2 separate regions of the Homo sapiens genome follow, and region 2 is linked to region 1. Evidence: chromatin loops called from intact Hi-C (ENCODE). Cell type or tissue: heart right ventricle. All regions are shown on one strand. Each heading gives the region's core, and the rest is flanking DNA. Links, peaks and the distances in the headings are about the cores only. Region 1 overlaps DOCK4 (dedicator of cytokinesis 4). Region 2 overlaps DOCK4 (dedicator of cytokinesis 4).

Evidence for each region. Hi-C counts contacts between places; a loop is a spot of excess contacts. Peaks named below come from ENCODE experiments on the same cell type or tissue, not always from the same donor. Only the 100,000 strongest peaks of a DNase experiment are listed, where the experiment ranks them.
Region 2: it touches region 1 in a loop (1.9-fold over the local background); 13 of 110 quality-filtered maps call a loop at or near these places.

What each region holds. Positions count from the first base shown.
Region 1 is chr7:112,191,733-112,197,117 of GRCh38, reverse strand. All of the region lies in intron 1 of DOCK4 (dedicator of cytokinesis 4), which reads left to right. Among named protein-coding and RNA genes, the nearest start is that of DOCK4, 12 kb to the left of the region's middle. In heart right ventricle, for the core only: no CTCF peak of the experiment used is centred there; no DNase peak of the experiment used is centred there; H3K27ac peaks cover 2,114 bases.
Region 2 is chr7:111,981,649-111,987,033 of GRCh38, reverse strand. DOCK4 (dedicator of cytokinesis 4) reads left to right here. Exons shown (of 53, transcript NM_001363540.2): 7 at 2,644-2,728. Among named protein-coding and RNA genes, the nearest start is that of DOCK4-AS1, 180 kb to the right of the region's middle. In heart right ventricle, for the core only: no CTCF peak of the experiment used is centred there; no DNase peak of the experiment used is centred there; H3K27ac peaks cover 1,429 bases.

The DNA of each region.
Region 1 (5,385 bases), core at 85-5,084:
CAAACATTAATAATACTGAAAACTAAGTCTGACAGAACGTCTGTTGGCAAAATTCACGTGAAATTTCCCTAAGGCAGGTGGAACTGGTTGAAGAAAACCAATGTTTTCTTGGTTTTCAGTGGTACGGCGTGGTGATTATAGTTAACAATAATGTATACTTGAAATTTGCTAAGAGAATAGATTTAAGTATTCTCACTACAGGAAAAAAAGGGAACTGTGTGAGGTGCTAGATAGTTAATTAGTTTGATTGTGGTAATCATTTCACAATGTATGTGTGTATATTTAAGGTGATATCAACATCAGTTTGTACAACTTAAATATATACAATTTGTATTAGTTAACAATACCTCAATAAAGCTGGATTAAAAAGAGAAAAAAACCTATTGGTGGCTTCTTTTGGCTTTCCCTTATTAAACAGAGAGGCCTCAATGACTGGAAAGATGACAGGAAGACCCATTGCCCCTTCCCCACTCTCTGTCACCAGCTTAGAGACCAGGTCAATACATCCAACTTGGAGCACGCCATTTACTGCCGGAAGCATCTGTAATCCTTCTCTTTTCACCCCATCTTTTTAATTCTGTTGAGAGATGACCACTCTCAGAAACGAGCAGGACAGGAAGGTGGGTAGGTGGGTGGAAAGGGGTCTATAGAAGATGCCACTTCACCATTGAGAAGTGTACTGTGGTCTTCATAAGGACAGTGATTTTGTAGTTGCTTTGAAAGTATTGCAATAACAAAGCTTACTGGATAGTGTAGTTTTTCTGGCAGGGTATTGGTGACAGAGAAGGAGGTAGGGGGATAAGAGATGATTTCATCTGAATTGCCCTAAAACCGTGGTACATGGTATATAATAACTTACAACTGGGAACCTGGCTTGGAGCTGTACACATCAACTAGCCTTGAACGCAGATCTGAAAGTGGAATTGAACCCATACCTTTATTTTTAGCTCAGTCCTTCGCGTTGTAGAGAGGTTCGAGATCCAGGTTGCCTTAATCAGTGATCACATTTGCATCTCTATGGAAGCGGGAAGGCAACTAAATCTGGACAGGCATCTGTCACTTAGCAATGAACGAAAACATGGCTGTTTCTCAAGAAAACGGGAGAGTGAGGAAGAGGGGAGAGCATGACATTTACATGGGAGGCTTTTGGAAACTACTAACACATGTGTATTTGTTCTCCTCCCCCATTTGTGCCCCCTCGTGGGAGGGTGGTTGGTGAGAACCCTTCTGGATATGAAATTTGTAAGTTTTCCTGGTTGAATTTGCTAACAACTTATCTCCCAAGTTGTGAAACATTTTCCTAAACCAAGAAATTTGCTGTTTATTAGACTATCAATTGGACATTAACCAAAAATTTCTCCCTGAAGTCTTTAAGCAGAAACGTGGAGATTTGGTTCTATGTCTTATTTTTTTTTTTCTCCAAAATGGAATAATCTCATCCGTTGTTGGCAACCAGAAGTAGGCAGGTTTGGGAACGTGGGGATGCATGTACATAAGGCAACCGAAAATAGCCCCAACCGAGATCCTGGATGAAACATTATTCACTTTGTGGGGAGAGGAGAGAACCTGTTCTCCATTCTCCTCTGGTAGCCAAAGTTGGTTGAGGAGCTTGTAAAGCTGCCTTGATAACAGGCTCAGGGGTTAGCCAGGGTCTCAAAGAAATACGAAAACCCAAAACATCAACAGGCAGTTCTATAAAGAATGAAGAGAGAAGAAACCTCTGAGGTTTTCTCCAGTAGTCTGGATGAAAAACATTAAGATCTGAGGATTCCTAAAAAATTGCACACATAGTAAAGGTTTGCCCCTTCTCCAGTTTGTTTGCTAGTTTGTTTATTTTTTGAGATGGAGTCTCATTCTGTTGCCCAGGCTGGAGTGCAGTGGCACAATTTTGGCTCACTACAACCTCTGCTTCCCAGGTTCAGGTGATTCTCCTGTCTCAGCCTCCCGAGTAGCTGGGATTATAGGTGCCCACCACTGTGCCCAGCAAAGTTTTGTATTTTTAGTAGAGATGGGGTTTCACCATGTTGACCAGGCTGGTCTCGAACTCCTGACCTCAGGTGATCTGCCCACCTTGGCCTCCCAAAGGGATGGAATTACATGCGTGAGCCACTGCGCCCAGCCTCCAGTTTGTTTTTTTAGGAGAACTATATTTGTATTAATTGTATGTAAAATCTCCATTAATACTCTCATCCATAGTTATAGAAATTGATTCAGAAGACTAAATATTTATGTTCTTTGCCCCAGGTTAGGCAATATCATGTATACACTATGTAGAAATTATTGTAATGAGTTTTAAAATGGGAAAATACTTATCAGAGGTGAAGAATTGGCATACACATTACCTGTAATGTTCTTACAACCAATTATTATAATTGAGGAGATGGCTTATTTTTAATTTCATACTTTCTAGTAATTTCTTAAATTAGCATACATTTCTTTTATAATCAGAAAATCATTATGTAAGTTCTTCTATAAGCCAAACATTATTTCCTTTGTGAGGTTTCCTTTCAGGATTAGAGGTTGGACTGGTAGAAGTTGAGTCTGGACAGCCTGAATTTAGTTTGTCATTTATGTGCAGAAAGTACTGTGTTTCAAAATTTTAAAGTAGCTTTCCTTGTTATATGAGTTTGACTGCCTGTGATGTCACTGCTGTGTTCATTTTCCAGTATCCACAGTGAAGATGTGTTTTCATATAGCTGTGGGGTCTAAGCCTTTGAAAGGGAGCTCTAATTGCTCTTTTAATTTGTTGAAACAGCTTCAGATGAATTCACCTAAGGTAAAAATTCTGCTCTCTCCATGAAATGTTTGCTTAGAAGACTGATGTTGGTGTCACTGCTCACTTTTCCTTTGTTCTATAAACTCTGTCCTGTTGGACTATGGACCCAGGGATAATTTGTGCAGGACAGACCTTTCAACATAGAGAGTCAACAATTTGAAGAGGTTTTATTTAGCAATTACAGAATAATAGGAATAATTGCTTATTTATGGGTGCTATAAACTGAATGTTTGTATTCCTTCAAAATTCATATGTTGAAGCCCTAACTCCCAATATGGATATATATGGAGTAAGGAGGTTACTAAGATTAAATGAGGTCATAAGGGTGGGGCCCTGATCTGACAGGATTTGTGTCTTTATAAGAAGAGATCCTGGAGAGCTCACATGCTCTCTTCATAGGTAGCATGAGAAAGGGCCATGTGAGGGTGCAGCAAGAAGGTGGCAGTCTGCAAGCCAGGAAGAGAGTCCTCACCAGGAACTAGTCCTGCCAAACCTTGATTTGGGACTTCCATGCTTTAGAACACCGAGCCTGTGGTACTTTATATGGCAGCCCAAGCAGAAGGGTTAAAGACATTTTAGGGATTGTAGGAAGAGGGATATAAAAAAAGTAGAAGCAGGATCCTCAACCTCAGTGTAATCAATGTAGTTAGTGTTGGCTCTCTCTGTGATTTGAGATCTGACTCTGCAGGCCCACCTCTGGAGGCACAGACTTAATTGAGCTAGAATTTTTTTTTTTTTTTTTTAAGGCATGGTCTGGCTCTGTCGCTCAGGCTGGAATGCAGTGGTGTGATCATGGCTCACTGCAGCCTTGATCTCTCAGGCTGAAGTGATCCTCCTGCCTCAGCCTTCTCAGTAGTTGGGACTATAGGCATGCACCACCACACCTGGCTATTTTTATTTTCATTTTTTGTAGAAACAGGGTCTCACTATTTTGCTCAGGCTGGTCTTGAACTCCTGGGCTCAAGTGATCCTCCTGCCTTAGCCTCTCAAAGTGCTAGGATTACAAGTATAAACGACTGCACCCATTTGAGTTAGATTTTTTGATGGTAGATATCGACTAGTAACTCCAGGTATCTGTTTATTTGAATAATGGCATTTTTGCAAAGTTGCTCACATTGTCTTGAGTTGTCACATCACTTTGGGTGCCTTCAAAGCAACCAAAAGAGGTAGAGTCTTCAGATGCTTCATTTCTTTTTGCTACAGTTTTTTATAAAAACCTAGGGTGACAGGTTTAATCATATAGGTTAGCATTTTTAAAAAGTAGATGGAAGTTTTATTATATGAAACTTTGGTTGGGGCATTGGGTTAGGAGTACTTTGTTTTTGAAAGTCCTGGCTGTTGAATATCAGGTCCCTGAAGAGAATGAAGCAATATTTGGAGGAATTTCTTTTCTTTTTCTACTATCCTTAAGTATGTGTTTCCTGAGAGTAGCTAGTACCTTCCTCTAAAGATTTACTTGTTGCATTTTTTTTTCTTAGTGACAAGCATAAGGGCATATTTTACGACATGTTGGTAGAAAAACTTCTGTTGGATGATTATTTATGGTATATGCCTATGATGTATAAGGCAATATGCTAGCTTGATAAGCATCCAAAGAGATATAGAACTGGATGACTGGACAAGTGAAGGAGCTAGAAATGTTTCATAGTTTTATCTCATTTACTTTGAACAACATTTCTTCAAGATAGATGTTACCCTGATTTTGTTTTTAAATACACAGTAAGGGAGTACATAAAGTATCACAGATAAATCAGTGTGAAAGTTAAGACAGATATTTCCCCTTCAAGCTTTAAAATGAAGATAAGGACTTGGGATGGTGATGATATTATTCACTTGTGCACCTGAAGAAACAGCCCTGAGGAGGAAAGAGTGTCTCATATCCTGGAAGACTCAGAACTTCTACAAAAGAATAGAAGTTTCATATTGAGATACTTCCCATAGGAGTGAGTCACCGGCTGCTAAGATCGCCCAAGATAAACAGCTGAGTGGAATCACATTTTAAATATCTGGAAAACCTTCTTCCTCTTCCTTTTGGGTAATTTCCACCTCCTCCCCCTCCCCTCCCCCTTGTCCCCTCTTATTCCTGTCACCTGACCGATGTTAAGTATCTTGGAAAATGGTTTATCTTTTTTTGTGTGTGATTCCTTCTAAGACTGGGCAGAGGAAGAAAGATGGATTTAGGATCGATTCTTCTCCTTCAAGAGATTTTGGGAAGGATAAATAGAAACTATAGTATATAATTATATATAAATGCACACTATATATATACACACACACAAGCACAAACACTGTATATATACTATATTTAAATTATACTATGTTTAAGTTATATACTATATAATATATAATATTTAAGTATACTTATATATAATTATAATATATATTATATAAGTATATATAGTATGTAATGTTATATAGTATATAATTTAAACATATCCATATTTAAATTACAGAAAAATAAGAGTGGGCAGGCAGAGGAAAACCCAGCTTTAGGATGAATGCTTACCAAGGGCTGGGCCTGTGTGATTGGCCCTGTGCACATACTCCAGCCTTACAGCAGACCTAGAGAGGGCCAGTAATTTGTTGCAGGGGACCCACCTGTGAAGGGC
Region 2 (5,385 bases), core at 131-5,130, 210 kb after region 1:
TATTCCTTTAAGTATACATTTGTTTTCTTATTGAATAGTGCTCATGGAAAGCAAATTAAGATAATCTCTTGCCTATTAAACCAGATGAAATTGTCCTGCAAAATAAGCTGCCAGCACATAAATCTCTGGATGAACATAAATTAAGAATGTGTTCCATCTCACGTTGTATATCAAACTGTTGAAGAGTAGTGAAGAGAAGCCCTCTTGATGTGGGAAGCTTAGGAAGAAGAGATCATTAATCTCATTTCCTAACAGGGCCAGCAAAAGAATTGTTCTTGCCTGGGAACCTCAGACAGCACTAAAATAATGGTACATGTTTCTGTTGCCCATACAGTCCTACAACACGATGTTCTTTGACTTTTCTGCTAATACTATGTGGGAGGAGGCAATCAGTTAATCCTTTCTTCTTGGTGTCACAGAGTAGTTTAGTGACTGAGTTGATAGAAAACATGACGCTCTCCCTGTGTGATCTCCTCTCATCCTCTCTCTTCCCTACTTGCCTCATTTCTCCTTATTCTTTGTAAGGCACTTCCTTGATTCTACTCTGTGGGCTAGGAAACCTCAAACCATGGGAAGATGTACCTAGGAATTAACAAAACCAAATAGAAATAAATAAGACTCTTCACATAACCAGGACGCCAGGAAGCTAACAGAAGCTGAACAATCAAGACTATGGGAGAAAAAGGCTTGTAGATTACAGGTTTCTGAGGCTGCAGAATTTCTGCACTCATTCTGCAGCCATGTAGGTCACCTGTCTTCACGTATCTTATCTTCCTCCTGCATGTGACTGATGTCTGAATTTCCAAGTTCAGATTCTCAAGGAAGGAATCTTATTGACAGCCAATGTCTAATATTCCTGTTTGGGCTGAGCATTTTATACCAGCCTCTCATAAGCTGCTGGCCAGTCTTTGGGTTATTTGTCCTTAGGTCAGGTGCTTACCCATGGTACAATCAGGTGTGGCTCAGGAAGGGGAGATGGTCAGATGACTACCTTGTCTGCCACCACCACTCCCAGCAGAGAAAGTGGATAGAGCAGCTTCTCATAGAAGGAGCTATGAGTAAGACAAGTATCACAGTGGTTATATGCCCTCTTTCATTTGCTAAATGATCTTCATCAGCAATATTGACCCAGTGTCAGATGCTGACTTACACTGTAGTACGGTGGTTCTCTTTCAGAAGGGAATGGAGAATGGAAAACAGACCCTATCAGAATCCCTGGTGAGATGTAGCAAGGGGGAACATGGACATTTTGAAAACAAATCACAGTGTTTATTGTGAGTTAAAAATTCAACTAACATTAAATAATGGGTGTGTGAATTTTTTTCTAGGTTTCCCAAAGAGAAACATCATTTAGGAAAATTGAGAAACTGTTTTACTATCTGAAAGACAGCTCCTACTGTCAAGGAGGTGACAGCTTTCTAATCTTCTTAAGAACAAATAGCCCTCAGGGTGGCTGGGGCAGTGCCTGGCTTGAAGTAGGTGCTGAATTAATAAATTTTACTTATGAAACCTTAATGAGATTTTGGGGGAGGGCATGGAAGAATTTCAGATTTTTTTAAAATACGAAAGTAAGAAAGCTGTGGTTCTATAATTGGAAGTGTGATGCCAGAAGCCTTCTGTGTTAGAAAGAGTGGTGATGTGAAAAGGATTTAGAACAAGTGATCCTCAGAGAACTGAGCATTCGGCCTTGGATGTGGTGGTTGAGGGGGCTCTGCTAGAGAAGAGGGTATCATCTCGGCCTTGATCGATAGGGCATTACACAGGCGTTGTGTAGCCTTTGAGATGATCATGGAGGGTTAAGGAGATGAACAGAACTGTGTGGCATTGGTGTCAGCATTGTACCGTGGGTGCCCTGGAGGGGATCATGCTAGGAAGGTCGCTAGAGGGAAGCTAACCAGAATAGAGTTAGACTCGTGTTCCTCTGTTGATGGGAAGACATCACAAGTCAGTTACCATACTTGATACCTCTGAGGCTGGATATAACCTTAGAATACTTCTCAGCACAGCAAGCCACATGTCAGCCACAATGAAATCTGACATAAAGGGTTAAACTATTCTGCCAGCCCAGGCCCAAAACTCTTCCCCCATTTCCATTTCCTGCCTTTACTGAGTTTCTCCTAACGACTGACCTCAGAATTTGCTGTAAATAAGGACCATGCACAAGTTGCCAGAGATTCATATAAGAAACATGTTGACTCTGGGCACAGCTAGGTATACTGGTGCTAGGTCAAATTCTAAAGACCAAATTTCCTTCCCCTCAACTCCAATTTCTAGAACCAAATGATGTCTAGCTCTAGTTTCCATTCACTCCAGTGTGGAAGGCCTTCTCGTGATAATTTGAAGGGCGCTGAAGGCTCCACACCATGTGGTGCTAAGGCCCCCAGTGGCAGGAGCACTCCACTGAGAGTGCCAACCCATCCCTCCTGGATTTGCTTGTCTTTCTCACCTTCTATGTTTTAAGTTTTGCCCAGTGTCCAGCGGAGTTATATTGTCTACCCCAACTGTGGTAACAAGTCATACAAGGTGAGAGAAGCATGGTGGGTGATATACCTAATTTCCAAGTGATATAGTAAAAAACCAATTGTTTTTAACATATTTCATGGAGGTAACTTTTCCCCCAAACTTTTGCAATTTGTTTTCTAGACAACTGGGACTGGACCTGGTGCCTAGGAAAGAGTACGCAATGGTGGATCCGGAAGACATCAGCATTACTGAGCTCTACCGATTGGTAGGTACAGGAAATCTTGGCTTCCAGTCTTCCTGCTAATTTTCTGGTTTCCATGGCACTCCTCATACTTGCTTGATTTTGTAAGAACAGGATGTTCCAGGATTAATTTAGAGAGAGTAAAAAGACTTGAGAGCTGAGGTGACCATGCCCTCAGTACAGTACTGAGACACTACCTGTCTAAGAATAACATGATACTCTCCAGTGGGCCCTCAACGCCCAGGCACCAGGAAGTCAATACAAAGATGTTTTCAGTTCTTTTGCAAATCTTTCTACTTTTTGTCTAGTGTAGTGAAATGCTTACAAGTCACGCATACTTATCTGTTGTGTTTGAGGACCATGCTGTAACTAATGGGTGTTTCGTCTTGGCTCAGCAGCATGTTAACCCTCCTCCTGCCCCCATTAGCTCTATATACATATAGTGTGTGTGTGTGTGTGTGTGTGTGCGCGCGCGCGCGCGCGCGTGTGTGTGTACATACATAATAGCACTATATACACCAACTACTGAAACGGTCTCCTCCTTAGTCTTCAACTGCTGGACTTACACCCACCCTTCCCAGACCCCAATCCATTCCTAAGTACTGAAGCCCGTGAATCATCCTAAAATATTTGATCATATTGCCCCTCATGGTCTCACTTATGACTTGAGTTTTTTTTCTAGTTACATGGTAAGTTAAAGTCCAGTTTTTTTGCTTGGCATCCAGGTTCCCCAAGTCTGGTCCAATCTGCCTTCTGTTTAGCCTTGTATTCTTAAAATTGTATGAAATGTACCTAATATCTTGATATTAACTAAGTTCTGAAAATCCAAAATCAGAGAAGAGGGTGGTTGGGATGGGCTTTCAAAGACCATCACCCTAAGCATAATTGAACTTTGATCTCATTACTGCTGCTTCTTACCATAAAGTTCCAAGAAGGACTGCCTATTGGAAATAGTAGACTCCTTTTTGGATGATCCTGCCTCTTTTGGCATATCTTTTCAAGCTTATTTTTCTGAGAATAATGAGATATTCTTAACCTGAAGATTATCCATATCTGAAAAATGTGGAGGAAAATTTCAGTAAGTCCACTGGGGATGTATCTGATTTGAGAAGGCAGTTCTTAATATTGCTTCCAGATTTTTCCATGATCATCAAATTGATGTTCAGATTATCTACACTTCATTGTGTCAGTTGGAATCAATTCCATTTTTTAGGGGATATTCTTAATTGTATATTGAATTTCTTCAGAGTGGTGTTGTGTGCTGCTTGCCTTCATGACATCAGTACTAAACAGAGTATCTGGCATGTAGGGAGAACATAGAGGTCAGTTAGTGGGAGGCGAAGAAAGAAAAATAAGAGCATTCCAAGTTAAAGTCATCACTGCCTCTTAGCTTACATAACAAATATAATCCGTATAGTTTGTCTGTCATATCCTCTGATGTGGCATCTTTACTTTTGTTCATTTATTTAACTTATTGAACATCATATTCTTTCACTTTTAAGAACATCTCTCACTTAATTTTTAAGTTCCTTTAGGGAACACACTGTGTATACCTCTATATGTTCAAGATAGTCTTGTACAGTGCTTTTGCACTTAGTAAGCACCCAGTCAATGCTTTGGAGATCATTATGGTATCATGAAAAGACTGGATTATTGGCTCCAAACAACTACATTTATAATCTATCTCTTTCTTTTACCAGTTATTTGGGTCTTGGATTTATTATTTAATCTGTCAAAGCCTCAGTTTATTCATCTACTAAATAGGGAAATAATTATTTTCATGTTTATTATGAAGATTAGATAAGAAATATATGTAAAATGCCTTTCCTTGACAGATAATATTTGCACAACATGTAAGCATTTAGTCAGTTTTCATTCCTTTCTTATCTTTATTCATCTACGTTGGAGAGCCAACAGGGTAAAAATAATTGATGCCTCATATTAGGCTTAGATTTGGCTGTGTCATGAAATAAATAAAAAGCAGAAGATAAAACATGATAGAAATTTATTTCTTAAAGTATGCAAGTTTAGAAACAGGAATTTCTGGGTTTGGTTGTGGTTTTATGGTATGAAAAGATCCTTATCTTTCTGCTACATTGAACATGGCTTCCATCACCAAGAACACCTTTAAGTGCAGTATAGCTGCAAGAGTTCTAGCCATCATATTTGCATTCCAGGCAGTAGGAAGGAGACAGCTTTCTCTCAGTTGATTCAAATACTTTAATGAACCTTCCTGGAAGTTCCGCACAACACTTGCACTTACATCTCATTGGCAGAGCTTAGGCACACCCCTGTATTTAGTTGAGTATGTCAGGTATCAGATAAATAACTGATGTGACACAAATATATTTTATTTTCCTGAGTTTGGTTTTGTGCGTATGTAATTTTGTCTCTGTTCTTTTCATGTAACATTATATATGGGATGGCAAATTGATTTCACCTCTTTCAGCATTCCAGTTTATTGGTGGGTGGCTGCCTAGAGTTCAGTGTTGCTAAGATTCCAGGGTCTCATCTAGGGTCTCATTGATTAGCAATGTTGGCCGTTGGTGGGAAAGACAGCAGGGGATATTTTAGTATGTTACAGCTCAGATCCTAGTCCAAAGTCTTCATTTTACAGATGAAGAAAAGAAAATGTGATTTGACATGAAAACTTATTTTCTCCTCAGTGCTGGTTGCACTTG